Regions from separate parts of the Mus musculus genome. Here region 2 is linked to region 1. Evidence: chromatin contacts called from ENCODE Hi-C data. All regions are on one chromosome and are shown on one strand. Each heading gives the region's core, a stretch centred on a gene start or an enhancer-like site at or near the end of the contact. The rest is flanking DNA. Distances are from core to core; before and after follow the strand shown. Region 1 overlaps Arid5b (AT rich interactive domain 5B (MRF1-like)). Region 2 overlaps Plxnc1 (plexin C1).

The links. A loop is a pair of places that touch in the nucleus more often than their neighbours do.
Region 2: a map of regulatory T cell shows a loop between it and region 1 (38-fold over the local background). The contact joins two enhancer-like sites. A Hi-C loop is called at or near these places in 4 of 37 maps with a recorded cell type or tissue (T-helper 1 cell, T-helper 17 cell and regulatory T cell).

The regions. Positions count from the first base shown.
Region 1 is chr10:68,245,040-68,252,001 of GRCm38, reverse strand. The region is part of intron 2 of Arid5b (AT rich interactive domain 5B (MRF1-like)); the gene reads left to right. Among named protein-coding and RNA genes, the nearest start is that of Arid5b, 30 kb to the left of the region's middle. Within about 2 kb of position 2,406, at least 1 of the 3 ENCODE cell types and tissues checked has a DNase peak (open chromatin) inside an H3K27ac peak, as active enhancers do.
Region 2 is chr10:94,816,484-94,823,445 of GRCm38, reverse strand. The region is part of intron 21 of Plxnc1 (plexin C1); the gene reads left to right. Among named protein-coding and RNA genes, the nearest start is that of Plxnc1, 120 kb to the left of the region's middle. Within about 2 kb of position 3,796, at least 1 of the 3 ENCODE cell types and tissues checked has a DNase peak (open chromatin) inside an H3K27ac peak, as active enhancers do.

The sequences.
Region 1 (6,962 bases), core at 1,157-3,656:
GCAAAAATAAAATAAAATAAAGCAACTCACAACCCATAAGAGAAAAGCGAGTGAGCCAGTGAGAAACACGTGAATCTACGAATTCTTAAATGAAATTCTTGGTCTGTTACAGCGAGACGACATTATTTCTTTTTCCCCAAAGATCTGCTTTATTCTATATTTGTGTGTGTGCCCATGTGAATGCCTGTGTACAAATGCTAGCACATGTGTGACCAGGTACCCCCAGAGGCCTGGAGAGCAATGAGGTTGCTCAGAGCCAGACCTCTAGGTGTTGGTGAGGTGTCTAATGTCAGTGCTGGAAACGAAAGTCAGTACTATGGAAAACCAGCAAGCACTCCTTGTAACTACTGAGCAGTCTTCCCGCCCTGAGAGGGTATATTGTCAATCAACAAATCTGACAAAAGATTTGAGTCCGGAAGTTGCGAAACCACTCAAAGTTCAAGGCTCAACCAAATTTTAAGACTGTAAGATTTAAATATTTAACAATAATTTTAAAAAAACCTAACACCTGAAAACTAATATTTTGGATTGGCTAGTCATGTGGTGAAATGGAACTGGAAACTGACGAGAGGCGAGAAAGCACCATGCACACAGTTAATTAGCAGTGACAGTATCTAGCCATGGCAGGAATGAGGAAAGGCTGTCAGGATGCAAATTGGTAGAGCTATCCCAGAAAGCAATTGGGTGGTTGCTGCGATCCTTCACCCAGGTATTTAGAGACCTGAGAACCTGTGTTTGCAGAAAGACCCCAGCATTGTATCCATTCTGTTTATAATTACCCAAACTGGAACATCCTAGAAGTCCATGTGACTGAGATTGGTTGAGTATAACTTTGTATCTGTCTATCCAGTGGGCACCTGCTCTCTGGAGGGGGATTCAAGCTGTGACTTCAGGCAGCAACATGGCCGGCTCCCAAGGCACTGTGCTGTATGAGAAGAGCCATCCCAGAGGGGGTCTTGTAGCAGAATTCAATGTGTGTGTGACACTTTAAGACAGGATGATAGATCAGTGGTTGCTGGAAGTTGGTGGGAGAGGGGTCATGACCAAGAAATATGAGGGCCTTTTGACGTGTTTTTAAAAGGAACATTTCTTGTCTGGCAATAACAGTATCGGTGGCTATAAGGGTTGGTGAAGAACTTTGTGAACATGTAACATTTTCATGGAAGTCATAGGTGATGAAATACATTCTCAAGTACTAATAGATTAATGAGAATGGCTACACAGTCGTATAGATTCTGTAAATCTCTTTACTGTCTAGCTTCGTAGTGTGAAATCTGGTACCTGCTTCCATCCTCACTCCAACGCGGTGCCTGCCGTGAGCTGAGGGCTCAGGAAAACCCTTCTGTGCTCTTGATGGAGGATGAGTGAAAAAAAATCCAATAGTAACTTCATGAATTTTGATTTTTGATTGGGCCTTGTGTATCCCCTGGAGTGATCCAGGCGTTCCCAAGGACTCCTGGACTGTCCTTTGAGAATCTCAGCTACAATGGACTGAGCTGTATTTTAGTCGTCTTCTAACTATCCTGTCTTCCTGTCTTGGGTTTTTTTTTTTTTTTTCCTGTGTCCACATGTCCTCTGGTTTTGCTCCATGACTTGGTTCAAATTGATCCTTTTTAAAAATTAAATTTATTTAAAGAAGCAACTCTCTATATTTCATACAACTAGAAAAAATAAACTCTGTTTCCAGTCATTCAAATAACCACAAAATAGTTAAGCCAGGAATTATGTGATATATGTAATACATTTTCCTTAATTGTATCTGTTGTGTACACATATATAATATGCCTACACACATAATATACATGCACACATATCCCTTGACTTTGCCATTAATCAATACATAAGTGAGCCTCATTGACATTCTTTATGTCCTTACCCCTTGTTTCCAATGATACATGCATTGTAGGTGGGTACATACACTCCTGCAGATGTGTGTGTGTGTGATTGTGTGTGTGTGTGTGTGTGTCTGTGTTTTTCTGAGAATCATCTAAATCCATCGCAGCGTATCACACTCTAGAAAACATAAAGGCAGCACATGGCTAACTCTGATAAACCTTTTGTGCCGACCCAGTGAATCCTAGCCATGACTGTAGCCTGCAGCTGATATCATAATCCTTTTAAAGAAAATACCTGTCAAATAGTTGCAGCCCAAGAAGGTTAGAGAAGTTGCTTCCTGTTTCATAGCAACAAAGTCCAGGCCTGGGATTTGAACCCCGGCACCCAGGCTGCAAAGTCACCTACATAGGAATCCTAGATTGCCATCGGAGCCTGGTAGTGACTCAGCACTAGGGTGTGTCACTGTCCTTCGGGGCCCTCGTCGGGTACACAAAAGGAGATGGATCAAATCAAGATGAGTCCACTGAAATAGCTGGTGTCAGCACCCAACCGAGCAGGCTAGGGACCTGACCTGGATGAAACTCTTAGCCTAGAGGGGATTTCACATCTTGAAAGAAAGAAAGAAAGCATGTGCTGTTTGCTTTCTGGTGGTTTCAGTTGCTGGTTTTGGTCTTGCTTGTTCCTTTTTTTTTTTTTTTTTTTTTCATCTCCTTCCTTGTTTTGTTTTATAAGAAAAGATTGAAGTCTAGGTTTTTGTGTTGTGTGTAAATTTTCCAACCTTTATCACATGCGGAAGGGCCTTGGGGGTTGGCTGCTTTGTGACTTCTGGCCTGGATTATCTTTTCTGACTTAGAGAATTCGTGCTCCAGTGAACTGTTTTTTTTGTTTTTTTGTTTTTTTTTTTTTTTTTTTTTTGTACAGTGGTAGAAATCAAATCCTAATTACGGAAACAGTTTAAAGCAATGGTGAAGAGGAAAAGGAGCTAGTGAGCGTCTTAACATGTCCTACATAGCTATTGATTAAACTCTGGGTTAATTGAAAAGTCAGGGTCCATTAACAAAATAACAACGTGTATTTCTTTGTGATCCTTCTGCGTTGTCTGTGAGTGAATCGGGGATATTTATTCAGTATTTATTCAGCACTAATTCTCAGTTTGCTGAGAGCTCATGGAATCATGGCATGAGCTTATTGGAATTCTTTTCATAGACACAGAGAGACTTGCCCAAGAACGGGCACTATGAGAAAGTTAGTCAGCCCTGACTCAGAATAATAAGTATGAACATGTGACAGATGCCATTGTGTGCTCAGAGGAAGGCTTCCCGACACATTTTTCACATACACGTGGGTCGTTTTGTTTCAGAGAGTTGTGTGCTGTTTCCAGCTCTTATCAGATTTCCTCACTTTTAACAATGGTGAAGAGATGCCCTCTCTCTAAATCCACAGTAAAACACAAGGAAGGCTGTGTTCACAATTAACCCCAAGCCAGGTTTTTGATTTATATGTCTGTGTGAATTCCTGCCCCTGCCTCTGTGTGTGTGTGTGTGTGTGTGTGTGTGTGTGTGTATGTGTGTCTAAGTGAGTGAAGGGAGAGTCCAGGGCGAATCTAGAGAGATAATCTTGAAAGACAAGTTTATTCATTAATGACATCATAAGGATTGTATTTTTCTCTTGGTTAATAAACTATTTGTTCGGCGGCTGCTGTACTCCAGCCAGGTCTAGTCATGTCGTTTCTCGGAAAAGATCTGAAGCAACTGGTAATTGAAATGATAATAATCATTTGATCTATTTGAGAATAACACTCATCTCCAAAGTTGTCTATTCTAGGAAGCCTTATTTGGTCAAAATGTTGCCAAATTCCATTTGTGTTCATGTGGAGACTAATATACCATGATACTTAATTATTTTCCAGAACATTCTAAATGCTTTCCCTGGTATGCTCCCTCCTCCATCCCAGAAGCTGTCCCCATATGCTTTGAAACAATACCCAGCCTGGATTTTTTTTTAATTCTGACATTTCATAATCATCATGTAATAGCTATAAATGCAGGACGAGCAGAGGTCTTCTATTTCAAGAAGTTGATGAAATAGTAGAGTTGATTGTGGGTGAAATCAGCTCCTGCAAATGACATTTTTTTTTAAATGTGCCCCACAGCTTATAAAGTCTTCAGGTATTTTCTTGAGAAGAGGACAAAACACAATTTCCACTTTGTCTGCCTTTACGAGAAGTTCATATTTGATCAAGATAAGAGAGGGGATCCCGTTACCCAGTCTTGTGTTCCATTCTTGAGAGAGTTCTTGTGACTGTTCTTTTTAACAACCTTCTTTTTCTCAGAAGCAGTCCTGAACCAGACAAGGAAAAGCAAAATTTACCTCTTACCTTAAAACATTCAACAGAACAAAACTGAGTCCTTCTTACTGTGTAAACATCATTTTAATAAAACTCTTTTTGTTTGAGTTGGAACAGTGCCGGGGGAGTGGTTAGGGTGTGTGTGTGTGTACTGTGTGGTTGTGTGTGTGGAGTGGTTCATGTGTAAGGTGTGTGATGTGTGTATATTGTGTGTGGTGTATGTATAGAGGAGTGTGTGTGTGTGTGTGTGTGTGTGTGTGTGTGTGTGTGTGTGTGTGTGTGTGTGTGTCTGTGGTGGGGAAGGTAGGGAAGAGAGAGTTGTATCTAACAGCAAAATTAGCCAAATTCGGTTGTGAATTCCTTTTCTGTCTAATAGTTCAGAGACATCTTCCTGTTGTTCTTTTGTCAGAACTATTTTGAAATTTTTCTGTAAGCTTTAGGGGTTTTTCAGAGCTAAGCCTTCTTCAGAAATGTTCAGTCAGAGAAAGAGAAAGAGTCAGCTCAAGTTAAACTGTCAAACGCTTCCAATCAGTTCATTTAGAACCCAGGGAGAGGGATCCCTAAGTCTTTTCCAGAGAATCTCTGGGCCAGGGGCCCCCCTTTTTGTTCCTCATAGAGATAGCCACTAAATATCTTGCTGGGCTAATTCTGAGGCAGAAAACTTGTTTCCTGGAAGCAATTAGAGATGCTTAAAATTCAAATTTATGATCCTTGGGAGGAACCGAAGCTTCAACGACTTTTCTTAGATTCAAAGGCGTTCTCACCGCCCTCCCGCCCCCTCCCCCCATATGTATTAAAAGAGAAAAAAAAAAAAAAACTACACTCATTTCTCAGCTTGCAAAGTTTTTCAGAAACACGAGAATGTGTAAGTTGCTTTCAGTGGGAAGCACATAACATTTATGGAGTATTTCTTTGGGGATTACATCACAGTTTTATTTAATTTTTTTAGGACAAAAGTTAAATTCAATATTTGTGTATAAGCCAAGGGAAAATGTACCATAAACATAGGAATTTGGGGGTGAGTCAGAGTTCCAAGAATTCTAGATTTACTTAGGCCATTTATATGAAGACAGGCTAACCATTAGTCATCCAGCCTTATTTTTTTTTTCGTTTGCAATTAATTGCACCTAAAAATTAGCTTTCACCCAAGGAGTTAGATTGGTAGATGGGGCTTTGTGTCTAGCATTAAAAATGCCTGTTAGAATTACTGTCTCCTGATTCTGGGAACCTTCTAACACACAGCAAACACATCATATAAATTATTCTTTAAATAAAGAGGCCTGGAAAGACACTGAGCTGAAATGAGGTCCCTGGGCTCTTCTCCTCCTAAAAGCTACACATAGTATGCTTGTCCAAGGTTAGACCATTGTCGAGCGCGCCCCCAACTCGCCAGCAAGAACGACGCCACAGCAGGATCCTTCTGCACACGTTTATTCAGTCCTATTTCTTCTTTCTCTATATATCTCCCCTGTTTATATCTCTCCCTTGTTTATATCTCCCAATAATAACAATCCTCTCTCGAATAATAATCCTCCCTCTAACCCGGGCCTCTCACTCTTATATACTCTCAGTTCCCATCCACGCACAGCAGGCCACACCACTTCACCAGGCACACAGCTTCAGCTAATCAGGGCAGCAGGGGCAAATCTCCACCAAATTGGATTCACCTGAATCCTGGTACACCTGCGCAGCACTCAAGATGTTTGTGTCTTATATGAGGAAGTCAGGTGCAAGTCATATGACTTAGCTACAGTCCCTGGCGCCTTTAGGACTGCCGCCACACCTGCTCCTAACAATTCCCCCTTTTTTCTTTTTTGGCAGAGAGAATGTCTGTAGATAGCCCCCAGCAGCCATGCCCCTTACCCGTCCTTGGGTGACAAACAGCATTGGTTTGATCCCTGTCTTAGGTTGGTGACATGCCCAGGGAGTCTTATCACTGACTACCTCTCAATCATGCCAAGCCACTCCTGGGGAGATTGTGTTTTGCTTGTGGCAGGTGCATCAAAAGGCCAGGATGTTAATTAACTTATGGCCAGATCTTAATTGCTGCAAGCAAGCCTCATGGGTGAAGGTAGAGGTCTGATCCCCAGTGTGCAAGCATAGGGGCCCTACACAAAACCATCCCTTAGGCTCATCACCCAGAGAGGTCTTGGCCAGCTCCCGTGTCGTTTTTCCTGGGGGAAGGGAACTAGGACACTGAACCTTCATGCAATCAGACATGCCTTCCACAGGATGCCAACAGCAAGCTATCCTCTGTGCAGTGCTTAGCCTCGCAACCCACGGCATAACACAGCATAATTTCTTTTAGAGCGGCAAACCGAATCTGAGGAGATTGTCCCGCCTCCACTGCAGCAAAAGCCTACGCTACCATGGTGAAAGTGCGGGCCGCACACTCTGCACCGAACACATGTGCCAAACACAAAACACACACACACTATAACAAGCATACATCCCAGGGCTCTCATCCCCGCTCATCTTCCCTGAAGCAAGGGATAGATAGCCAGAGAGGCTATCTCTTTAAGGGGAATTCAGGGATCAAAAAGGCATGGAAAAATTTGAACATCATGTCGAGCTGGTATTGGCTTCTGGAACACCGAAAGGATCTCCCATCTCGGCTCCATCGTTTGTGCTTGTGGAACCATCCACCACATCCACAGGGGCAACTGGATCAGGAGCTTCATTCTTGCAGCGTCTCACCAATCTCTCCAGCACCCAAAGAGGTTCCGTCTGGTCCTGTGGAAACACAAACAGACCTTCTCGCCCAAGTCAATACCTGATC
Region 2 (6,962 bases), core at 2,547-5,046, about 27 Mb before region 1:
GGAGATTGTGTCAATCTTCATACGACACCCTAGACTTCCTTTAATGTGTGAGGAGATGGCCCTAAAGGGAAAATGCTTGCTATACAGGCACGATGACCTGAGTTCAAATCTCCAGTACCCATGTTGAAATTAGTCATGGTGGCACACCTGTAATCCCGGTGCTAGGGATGGAAACTTTCCTCTAGCCCCGGGTTCAGTAAAGGACACTATTTCCAAAAATAAGGTGGACACTTGATCCAGAAAGACTTCATGCTGGCAGGATAGCTAGGCTGGTAAAGGTGCTTGCTGCCAACCTGAGTTCAGTCCTTGGGAGCCACATGGTAGAAGGACAGGGCCTGTCCCTGAAAATCAGCCTCTGCTCTCCTCATGCACACTTAAATTAATACATAAATGTAATTTAAGTTCAGAGTCACCTACAGCTGCGTGGCAAGTTCCAGGCTAGTCTAGATTACATGAGATCCTGATTGAAAGAAAAACAGAAGAGAAGACTGACCACTAACCTCTGACCTTCATACACACCATACCCTCACATGTGTGACACCCATGCATACACCATTCAAGAGTTCAGAGTTGACAGTCAAAAGCGGGAGCAAAACCTATTGATCCTCTGTTTTCTCCACAGCAAAACTGAGAGCTTGCTAAATAGTGTTTCTGGGGAGTGCCTGGCCCTGGCCCACCCTCCTGTATGTCAGGAACATGTTTGCAGAGCAGAGGGCCTGCATCTTGGAGGATTTCAGTTCCAGGAAAGTATACCACATGGGAGAAGGGACATTTGCCTCAGTTTCAAGAGGAGATGAGAAAAACCAATAACTCGTAACAGGCGTGCTGAATTAGCAGGAGAAGTTTGACTTGTAATCAAAGTTAAGCGAGAAATGGTTTTTTGAACTCTTAAACCCAGGAAATGAGCTTGCCAATCTGCTGCATCGGAGAGATAGCATCTTGGCACCCTGGGAAACAGAGTTCCGACAAACACATTATTACACTCGTTCTCATATCTGTACGAAAGTCTTTAAGATTATTAGAAATTCTTGACAAAGCCCAGGGACATGCCTGCAGAAATGCTAATGCGTCTGTTGTGATTCATGGAAGGTTTATGCCGGTCGCTACCAAGTCACCCTGCTCCCCGGTGGCTGCCGTTTGGGGACAGGCATGTTTAGGGCAACATTCTATCTCTAACACAACACTGGCTAGCCCTAGCAGGAATTTCTGTGTGTTCTCCTTACCTCTCTCAAACCCCTTTGGTTCCATTTAGCTTGTCCTTGCAGAAGATCCATTATCCCCGTAATTAAACAACCCACTGTCCCGATTAAGCCGTTCTCTGTTACTTCAATTACATCCCATTGTTCATTAAGTCCTGATGTTTGCACTTCAGCAATCTTGTTTTTAATACTCCTAGCATTTGTGGAGAAACAGTGAAGTTAATTAACAATTCTTAAGCTCTTTTTTTTTTCTTTCTACCATAGTGCAAATCATTTCCATTATGACTTGAGATAATACTGAAACCATTACTAGCTTCATAGTTAGCTTCCTGATCAAAGAGTGAAACCATTTTTCATAATCGTGTTAGGTAAGTCATTCCCTGGTCGATGGCAAGCTGTGGAAAATGAAAAATTAACTTTAAATGAGCGCTTTCAGTGCCGTTCCTCTTCGTGGTCTTTCTCTTCACGCCTATCGTCTTGGAATTAGAGAAATAATTTAGTTATCTCAGTACAAAAGTATTTAATTTTCATCTCTGTGGTTCAAATTAATTATTCTTTCATTATTTATACCTTTTACAAATCAGTTGCTTTGACTACAGCCATAGCACTCTGAACACGTTCCATTTCATCTGCTCTCGGAAGGTAAACAGAGGCAGGCCCCCGTGACTATTTGAATGGGAGAGTGGTATTGCAAAGGTTTGTCTTTTTGCCGTTGTCATTTTCCATTTGGTGATATATATAGCAGGAATCATCAGTCAACAGCCTGGGGACAAATGAGACCCCTGGACTGTTTTTATGAATAAAGCTTTATTGGAACACTACTCCGTGTATTCATTTCTGTATTATGTCTGGCTGGCTCTTTACTAACAATGGCAGAAAGTGTTAACTTGTCGCACCAAAGACCATATAAACCTCAAAGCCTTAAATATTTTCTGCCTGATCCTCAATAGATAATTTGTCAGCTCTTAAACTGACACTTGAAGGCGGGGGTGGGGGAGGAATCTAGAATCTTCTCTCTAATCTGAAAGTGCTTGGCAAAGTGTTCTCACTGTTCACAAATCTTTGCTAGCTCTGTTCTCTCCATTCTAGGACGTGCAAACATGCTAAGTATAGAGAAACTGGTCACAGAAACAAAGTGGGGCCAATGCCTTTCTCACCTTGTCTTGTTCAGAGGACAAAGGCTTTCTTCCACACTTCTCTGCCCACTGTAATTCTGTGAGAGGAGCAGACTCCCTAGCTGGGAGCTGTTGTCTATCCTTGATGCGACAGGAGAGGGGGCTGGACATGGTAGGAGGCGGGTGAGCATGGGTTAGGGAGACAGTTGAAGGCAGGGAAGGCTTGTGCAGGGCTGAGGGGACAACTGTTGAAACCGCTTGGACCGCTGGCTATACTGAGCAAGCTGCAGCCTTTCTGAGTTTGGTACATGAAAGAGACTTTCCTCTTGACTTTCATTTGGCCCTGAAATGAAATTAGAAATATATTTTATAGCTTTTATTGAATGAGAACAATTATTGCTCAAAGACCATTTATGACAAAGTTGCTGGTTTGTAAAAAAAAAAAAAAATTCCTTTATAGGAATTATAGGGTATGTCAGCAAGGATGTGGCTGCATCCAGCCCTTGTTAGCCACAGATATGTCAGAGAAGCTAAGCAGGTGACATTATAGACCTCCCCTGGGACAGGGTTCTCCCCATATTCAGTTTATCCCAAGAAGCCTCAGTTTTTTGTTTCCTCTATACCTCAAGCTGGAGAGAACCACTAGCCAAGTAAGAATGTGTAGTTATTCACCCATGTGCTGTGGGGCTAGGGTCAAAGACATGGGATTTAGGCTCTGAGAGTCCTAGGTATGAAATTGGTCTTGGTCCATTACTGTGTGACTTTGGGCAGGTCACCACCCATCAGCCTATTTATTCATCTATGAATAGTTGGTGATAAAAGCCTAACCTTGTAGGTTTTTGTAGGTAACCTTTCTGACTTGTGCTAAAGTCAGAAAATTATGTGTGTAACACACCTACTGCCTTTCCTGGCACAGAGGAAGTGGTCATTCTTTGTGACAGTGTTTTTCTTATCACCTTTAAGGTACACTAAAGGGAGGTCTCTCCTGTGGTCCTTCTAGTTGTTTTTTTATTGATGATAGGTGAGGTAGGGGAACCAGGTTAGCTAGCTCTGTCATCATGATAAACACATCTGAAATTCCCATGTGTTGTGTTAGCTCTGTACCAGGTTACACATGCTTCCTGTGTTTGGGCACGGACAACCAAATGGCAGAGAATACCCTGATAGGCAGGGCAGGAGTTGACAGTGGTAAACCTGAACAACTGTCTAAAAGCCGCTGCCTTGGGGTATGCTGGGAAAAAAACAGCCATTTTCATCCAGTCCTCTCCTATGCACTGTGAGTCTCCAGATGGCCTTGCCTGCCTGATGGCTTCCTTCTGTATATAGCTATTAGGAAGCAGTACAGCTGTGTAGAACAGAGGTCCAGATGCCCAAGTCCAAGCAGCAGAAAGATGGATTTCTCCCCAGTGTGAAGGGCCGGAATGGGCAGCCCTGCTCTGGGATGCCTGCAGGTAACTTCTTGGAATGAGCTGTCTGCTTCCTCAGCCTCTTTCCAATTGCCACAGCAGGACCTCAGCAGGACTACACAAGAAAGGACAGATGGTCAGCAGCTGTCTTGCAAGAACCTTTCCCAGGGGTTGCCACATAACACATCCATTTAAAGTCATTGGCCAGAATGCGGTCACGTGGCCACACCCAGCAGCGGGGACAGGGCAGTGCCCAGAGGCTCCGGAAGCTATACACAGTAATGCTGATCAACGTGTGCTTCCAGAAGATGCACAGAGCACAGTTTGGTACTAAGCCAGAGTCAGAAGGTCAAGCCCCCTCTAGTACCTGGTGTGTGCCCACCCATCGTCTACTGATGGAGAACTCCGCAAGGAGAACACCATTCCTAGCCTCCTGGCATTTCAGTGGGAGTCTGGACATAGTCAAGTGTGACCCTTCCAGAAGCTGTAATCTGGGACAAGCTTCCAGACCTCGGTGTATCTCCCCGGCTCCATCTGTTAAAGGAAGCTAAGAATAGTCCCTCACCTCACAGAGTTGTGAGGATTCGATGAAATTAGCAGATTCATTGCTGGGATGTGGTAAGCGTTCGATAAGTACCGGCTATTGTTATTATTATTAGAAACTCCAAGCTCTGTCCTCATCACTCTGTCCTCTAAAAATAGCACAGGGCTTCTCCCTCCGCAGCAGGTGGTGGTTTGGGGGGAAGGCAGAGGTGGACCAGGAGGGCTCCGCGCTCTCTCATTCTAAGGAGGTGGAATTCTTTTTCTCCACTTCTTGGCCTGGTCTCCTGACTTAAGATTGAAGCCTGCTGCTCGCCAATCTGCTCAGTCTGGTAGCTGAGGGTTTTCCTGTCCAGAGGCCTCCCTCACCACCTCCTCTCCAGACCTATTCAAATGCTACCTCCTCCATGAAGCCTTCCCAAAGCTCTCTTCCTGTCAATGCCCTCCTCAAAGCTAGAACCTTCCAATCACCCCGTCTGTTTCCACTTGGCCGTATTATTTATTAGCCGGGGCTCTCTGGAACAGAGATCTTAACCGGAGGGTTATGACTCCTTTGGGATGGCATATCAGATATTCTGAGTATCAGATATTTACATTATGATTCATAGGAGAAGCAAAATTACAGTTATGAATCCACAACTGAATAATTTCGTGGTTGGGAGTCACCATGACTATACTAAAGGGTCTCAGCATTAGGAAGGTTGAGAACCACTGGTCTAGATGAACAGAACCGACAGAATGAAGGTATAGCAAGAGAAGGTTAATTAAATAGCTTACGTGACTTAGTCTGGGTAATCCAACAGCAGCTGCCCTCACACTGGAAAGGCTTATCTCTCCAGTAAGCTGCCCAGCCCATGAGGCTGGATGCCCCAGCAGTCCCCACCTGCTGCCAAATGCCCAGGGGAGTCGTGGAAAGCCATTGGTCTTCACTGTGCATTGGAAGGTAGAAGAAACTGAGTTCTGTCAGCAAAGTGGATAGTGGTGGTGGCAGCAGGGTAGATGAGCTTACCAATAAGACATGAAGACAGTGGAGCAAAAAGCAAAGGTTTTCCTCAGACCTTCTTTATCTGGTGCTACCCACATTCGGGGTAAGCCATCCACTTCAAATAAACAGATGAAAAAAAAATCCTCCTAGGTAGGTATGCCAAAATGTGTCTCTCTTAGTTCATCTACTGACCGTCAAGATTAACCATCATACTCACAGTACCTAGTCTTAGAACTTGTGTTTGTCTCCTACTTAGCTTAGTTTACCAGTGCTTCCCATCTGGATTTACACTGGGGCAAATGAATGGTATCACTTACAATGCCCTACACTAATGGATCCACAATAAACGTACGTGTCTGTAAATGAATTTAGCTGCCATTAAAAATTGGCAAAGTAAGGGGCACTGGTTTTGGTAATTCAGCTCCAAGTTAAAGAAAATAGGACCAATGGGACCTGAAACACCAAGAGCAGAGGTGCGTCTCAGAGCAGACTGGAGGCGAGTGGTGTCCATGCCTAAGGAACAGCCACATGCTCAGCCATCTTCAACAGAACCTACGGTCACCATATCTGTTCTCCTCTTGGCCGTAGCTTTGTACTTATAAGATGACTGCCATAACTTTCTCCCCTACCCTGACCCCTTTTTGGTTGTTGGGATAAAAACTCTTTCCTTTCTCTATCCTTGTCCAGAGGTTAGTCACATGACTGTTCCCTAATGGAGGAGGACAGGGAGCTACCACCAGGAGCATTCCTCTACCCTGGTTGCTGCATGGCTGTTGGTTAGGTAGACACCAACCACAAATGCTACCTCAGCTTTGCTGGTATTTTGTGCCAAGGAAGTAAGGGGCAATAGAGGAAAAGAATGTGCTTCAAAGAACCAGCCTTTTGTGGTGGTCAGAAAAGGAGCTATAGATCCTAGAGCATTGGCCCAGACTGAACGGTCCAGTTAGCCTTCCATTCTGCTGGCATGCCTGCAAGGGATTCTCTGAGTGTGTGTGTTCCGAGCTGATAGATGTGTCTCCCATACCTGTTGTGGGTAGCCTGAGAACATGTTTTAAACAATCCCCAACACTAATGAGCACCCAGAAGAGCTTGGCTCTGTGGGCCTTGGCAGGGGAGGGGCTGCACAGGTGATACATCCACTCTGGATGCCATGGGACATTGGCCAAAGATCGACCCTGTCATGCCCACACTCTGAGGCAAAGAGGACACTGACTGCTCCCTAGCATAGAAGAGAGGCTCAGGTGGGTGTCTCTGCTCTGGATGGGGAGTATTAAGACTTGGGCCAGTCCTGAGGGGGCCCTCCACTCACACTCTAGGAAACTGCTGTCAGAGCAATAAGCACTGCCGCCGTGAAAAATGAACACAAATCAATTTGCGTCTGGATTTACTCTCAGAATTCCCTGTGGACTCTGTAAAATGCCTTTTTACCTCTTTTCCACCCTATCTAGCTGTGGAGGCAGTGGCAGATTTACATTAGTTTACATGCAGTTAAGGTATTTCTTCCTTTTGGTTATGTTTTTAAGAACATTTATTGCCTATAAAGAGGTGTTATTGTTAAAGACAATGGTGCCCTTTAGGTAGCAACCGAATGTTATTTTGTAAATGCCAATAAAACTATTTCATGAGCCAGGATGGCTGAGGCTCTGATTAAAAGGTGTTTCCCATTCATATTTATTTTGGACGCCTTTGACAGCATCACTCTCTACATGAAGAGCCA